Linked DNA regions of Homo sapiens: region 2 is linked to region 1. Evidence: chromatin contacts called from ENCODE Hi-C or POLR2A ChIA-PET data. All regions are on one chromosome and are shown on one strand. Each heading gives the region's core, a stretch centred on a gene start or an enhancer-like site at or near the end of the contact. The rest is flanking DNA. Distances are from core to core; before and after follow the strand shown.

What was found. A loop is a pair of places that touch in the nucleus more often than their neighbours do. ChIA-PET counts read pairs that join two places held with the same protein, here RNA polymerase II (POLR2A). Pooled maps may share reads with other maps.
Region 2: a loop to region 1 is called in a pooled map, with 2.0 times the contacts of the local background. The contact joins the promoter of PCNX2 here to the enhancer-like site in region 1. A Hi-C loop is called at or near these places in 2 of 168 maps with a recorded cell type or tissue (Calu3 and IMR-90) and 2 of 50 pooled maps. POLR2A ChIA-PET finds 5 or more read pairs at or near these places in 4 of 52 experiments (MCF 10A, OCI-LY7, activated CD4-positive, alpha-beta T cell and 1 more).

Annotation. Positions count from the first base shown.
Region 1 is chr1:233,239,967-233,242,666 of GRCh38, forward strand. The region is part of intron 8 of PCNX2 (pecanex 2); the gene reads right to left. Among named protein-coding and RNA genes, the nearest start is that of PCNX2, 54 kb to the right of the region's middle. Within about 2 kb of position 1,310, at least 4 of the 41 ENCODE cell types and tissues checked have a DNase peak (open chromatin) inside an H3K27ac peak, as active enhancers do.
Region 2 is chr1:233,294,438-233,297,137 of GRCh38, forward strand. PCNX2 (pecanex 2) reads right to left here and starts at 1,288. Exons shown (of 34, transcript NM_014801.4): 1 at 889-1,288. The coding sequence starts at 1,041. RefSeq lists an enhancer at 674-723 and a silencer at 1,004-1,383.

The sequences.
Region 1 (2,700 bases), core at 60-2,559:
CAGACAAGGCATGGGCATATAAGAAAGATTCTCTTCTGAGCTTAATGACTGGTATATGTCTGCATCAGAAACCTGTATTGTCATCTGTATTGTCATGTGTATATGGGCTCTCCATTTGGCCAGGAGGAAATGGTTACATGCTTACAGTAAGCATTGCTCAAATGGAGACGTTTCCCTTATGTGATATAATTCTCTGGTGTCCTGATAGTGTAGTTATAATCCAGCTTGCCCACCCAAGTACCAAAGAGACGATGATGTCCACAAAAATCACTGAAACGGACAGGTGGACAGGAGCGCAATCTTTGAATAATTCCAAAGTCTATGTTCTTTGCTAGCGTCTCTTCTCCAAGTATTTGCTGCTTATTCTCTCTCATTTTTTTTAAGTTATAGACTGTGAGCAGCATAATCATCTAAAAAGACAGTATCTTAGTAACTTAAAGCCAAAGCGTTTCCCACATTAATACATATAAAGTGAAAGCGTTAAGTTTCAAGAGACATTTTCTCTTCCTCCAAAACAATAATGGAAATGGAAATATCCCAAGCCTGTAGTAACTATTCTGTGAACTACAGTACACGATACTTAGCACATCTGGTCTCAATTATCCCGTTCTCTGGTGAATCTTTGGTAAACTAGTTTGGTTCAGGGCTATAGCAGAGATAAGTTTATTTAAGCTAGATTGAGCTCCAAGCAATAGCAGAAATAGTGATTAATGGTGGAAATTTCTAAAAGTGCTGCCACTAGAAGGTAATAAAGACGGGCCTGGGGCTAGGATCTAGTCTGGGCCAGAAGAGTGCACTTCTGTATGGAAGGAGTTGGGCCTCAAATTGACCATGACGATATTCCACCATACTGGACTCACCAGGTTTCCACCATCTGAGCTTCTACAAGCAACAGACAGTCAAAATACATGTGCTTCTTCTACACTGTCTCACTGATATTGGAAAAACATTTCTTGAAATTCTTCATCTTCCCCAGAGTTTAAAGACGATAGCCTATCACTCTCAGAGAGAGGGCCTCCCTTTTTCTGCCTCTTTCCTTGTTTTTCAGGCTTCCTCCAGGGACATGGGCACAAGGCGCATAGAGGGACACAGAAATGAAAGTCCCAGCAACATGTTCAACATGTAGGATGTTTAACTAAAGCAGCACTGTTCTGAAAACCATAACCTGTTATTTTGAATTTTAACAGGGATTCTTGTTCAATTCTCCTTTTATGTGACAGTAAAATTTGTGTGAGTATCGGAGAAAAAGGCAGCAACACCGTGGAAGTGAGGCAAGGCTGGGAGCATGGGACCTGACTGCCATCATGTGGCAGCAGTGGCTGTTGCCACCGGAACAGAACCACACTGAGCGGCAGGGCCAATTCTCAGGCTTTCAGAGAAAATGCCCCAGAGAACAAAAGTCTTTCTAGAATCAACCTCACAAACCTTTCGTCCTTATGCCTCTATGCCTGGGTGAAAGTACAATCTCTTTCTAATACGTCTAAGAAAACAAGATAAGAATGACAGTGAAAGGAGCAAAGAGTAAAAAGTGAAAGCCAAAAAGAAAGGACATGGAAATTTGGGAGGGCAGACACTATTCCAAGGTAGACCCAGGTGATCATCTGCTTCTTGCCAATCTTTTCCACCTCCATGTGATCAAAGGCACCAAGAACCCACACAAGTTTTTCAAATTTGAAGCAGCAAATACCTATCTCTCTACTATCCAAATTAAGTGAGTGACGCAGCTATATGCATCTCTCAAATATTTGTAATAAAAGACGAAATTTCTAAACTATAATTGAATGGCACATGGTACTGGGTATATCTAATATCGAGAGAAGTCACAATGTTTTACTCTTCATTTTGAATATCTAGTTGACTTGTTTTATTGCCTCACATTCCTGTTCAGCTATTCCAAGTCAGAGTGTCACTATTATTTCTTCTGACTAAAGTTAAAAACACAGTCTAAACAGACATGATTATTTATTGCCGTTTTCTGCCTGCTTATCTTCTTTGGGAACCAGGTAGATAATTAAACATTGTGGCTTTAGAGGACTTTCCTGAAAGTTAATCCCAATAAGTAAGAGGTTTTGTTGAGATAAGGGTCAGAGAAGCTGATAATGTCAACAAAAGAGTAAGAACTCTGAGGAGGTAGTAAAGATTAAGTACAGGGCTTCAATCCACCTTTGGAGTATGGTACACAGTGGGTTCAGAGATATACGGCAGCTTTCAAACATAAGCCTAATTTATAAACTAAAAATATCTGCTAGATCTTTGCTACGATAATTCAAAAACAAAAGCCATGAATAAGTGAATTCAGATAAATATTTATATTACCATCCTACTCTTATTTTTTAAATAAAAACAAGTTGAAGTTCCATCCTTGATATAAAAATCCCCCAAAAAAGTACTGCAAACAAATTTGCTACAGAATGACTCTTCCATTCAGTAGACTACCATGCCTATTTTGTGAGTTATAGATCCTCAAAATGAATGTAAATATCATGTCTTTCCAATCAGATTTCACTGGGGAGCAGATGATATGCATTTTGCATGCATTTCCATTAGATTGCTTATGACACCGTAAAAGCCAGATTAATACTTAAACATGGTTATAGATTGTCCATAGAAGAAAGCTCTGCTATATTACTTGGATTCATTTATACACAAAGAAATATAAATATTTGCTGAACAAAAAAGAGAAACTATCAAGCTTTAATT
Region 2 (2,700 bases), core at 38-2,537, 54 kb after region 1:
GAGAAACCCAATCACAAATGTCAAACTCGGAATCCATCAGTCATGCAAACTCATTGACGATTTTTGCTGTAAAAAAAATGATCAAATAATGTGTTAGGAATAAAGTCCTCCAACCGACATACCAAAATTAGATTCTTGGCACGTAAAGTTTAATAAGACATGGAACACCTTACCTGTACAGCTTTTCAAAGCAGGTAAACCATTGTTTTAATTACGTATAATTTACCTAAGAAGGCCATCTATGTAGTTCTTCAGCAAGCACTCACTTACCATAACCCCACTAAAATGTCAAGCCCCATCTAAATGTTGTAATACTTTGTTTAGCATAAAGTACATTAGATTTATCCATTATTATATCTTCCTACAGATTTCTATACATAGTGGTGTAGAAATTACAATGTGAGTAACTGATAACTGAACTGCCTTCTCAAAGCAAAACAAGAAAGAAGGTGAGGGGGGAAAAAGGGGACAATAACTGAAATGAGTCTGCTTTTTACATTTCGTTTTTCCTCTTGGCTACAATCTACAGCATTTCACACCAAACATTATCCCAAGCTACCCAGCTCTAAGGCCTAGAGTTACCCACCTACAAAACAGGCTGCACGCTCCCTGCCACAAGCAGAGTGACTCATCCTAACATCCGGCATCAATTCTTAATGAGTCCCCGAGCCCCCGCAGTCCTGTCTACTTCTTTTCTTTTCCAGTGAATCCTCACAGTCCCCTTTCCCTGCATGTTCTCTGTCCCAAATTTCTGAAGCCCCTCCCTTTCCGTCTCTTAAGAATCTCTACGAACCCGAAAGCCCGTGAGGCTGATGGCACGTCTGTGGTTCCTTTCTCCTTCTTCCCTCCATACCCACAGCTCCCCGGGACCGGACCCTCCCCACTCACCAGGTGCAGGGCCAGGGGCAGCAGCAGGAGGAACAGCCACAGGTAGAGGTGGCAGCTGTTGGTGAACTTGCTCTGCTCCGGGTCGTGGTACCAGCCCCCGGTGAGCGCGGCCCACACGCCCTGCCGGAGCAGCTGCAGCACCTGGGACACCATGCCGGCTGCGCCCCGGGGCTGGTGAGCGCCCCGCTGCACCCTGCGCGCCCCGGCCGGATCTCCAGGCTCCCTCAGGTCTAACACCCGGGCCCGCGGGCCGCGCCCCCGCCGTCGCCGCCGCCGTCGCCCCCGCCGCCTCCTTCCACCCCACGTTTGAAGCTGGAGCTGCTCTTCCGCCCGGACCCGCGAACCGCGGCGCCGGAGCCGGCTGCTGCGGCCGGGCAGGTGAGCGCCATGTCCGAGGGAGGAAGGATTTTCCCATCGTGCTCAGAGGCGGCTGCTCAGAGGTTGCTTCCGAGGCTCCTCCCAACGCCCGCCCAGTCCCTCCTTAGCCTTCGCTGGGGGCCAGAAGGATTTCTGTGAGTGCCTCCAGCCTTTTCTTTCTCTCTTTCTCTTTTTCTCTCTTTCTTTCTCTCTCTCTTTTTCCTTCCTCCTCCCTCCCTCTCTCTCTCTTTCTTCCTTCCTTCCTTCCTTTCTCTCTCTCTCTCTCTTTCTTTCTCGCTCTTTTTTTCTTTCTTTCTTTCTTTTTTTTTTTTGCCTCTCCCCTCTTCCCTTCCCCTTCTCTCTGATCCTCCTGTTAGGGGACGTGCAAGGGTGTTCTCATGCAGAAGGCACAGACCCAGGACACGTTCCTTGTCCTTGTCCTTTTTTGCACCCAAGTATTTACCTCATACAAGGTCCTGTCACACAGCACTCAAAGTAATTTCTTCTCCTGAGCACTTCCTGCACGACTTCATTCTCCTTAATTAAGGGCTGACCCCAGACGTTCTATTAATCTAAGCTCTACCTGGTCCTCTGCCACTGATCTTCTGTCCTCCCTGACTGTTTCTCCTCCACTCCCTGTTGTCCAACTTGGTGGAGAAAGAAGATAACCACCTTCCTGATAAAATTTTAGGAGCTTCAGTTAGCCTTAGTTTTTTATCTCTTTCCTAGAACATAATCCCAGGTATTTAACTGGCTATATAGAACATTAGTCTAAATCTCTCTATGCTGTTTAGACAGGAAGACCCACTGGACAAAAAATTAATAATCTTTAAGCTATTATATATTTTATCATTTACAGTGGATACAGTTTAGATTCTCTTTTGAGAGTGGGTTTTGGAAAGGGAAGAGATAAAAAGGAGCTTGTCTTCCTTTGGGATGAGGAGCAGAAGCCCTGTGTGAGCTAGAGCCTTAGGGAGAGACAAAGATTAGAGGGCTCCATGATTCCCAACACGCCTTCCCTGCATCATCCTTACCTGGTCTGTCCCAACACATCACACTCCTCTGACTTGTGTGCCTGCCTGTGTCCTGGCCATGTTCTGGTCTGCAGCAGCACTTACTTATGGCTGCCCTAGTCAGGCCCAGTAAAGGCACACCAGCCTTCCCAGGCTGAAACGAAGATAAGGACAGGCCCATCATGAGGAGAGGGCCCAGGACATGAAAGGCCACTGAGTTACAGCAAAAGCCTCACTATGGTGTGTCTGCCATCAGCTATAACCACTCTTCCTTCTACTTTACATTCATCAGTAGGAATGAATCATCAAAATGGAATATGGCTGCTTTCTGTACTGGAAGAGTAATTTTCTTAAAGACACAGCTTGTAAACAAATGGGCTTTTTTGTATATCTGCTCAAAATGCTTGTAACCTACCAGGTGCTGTATAAGTGTTTAATGGGT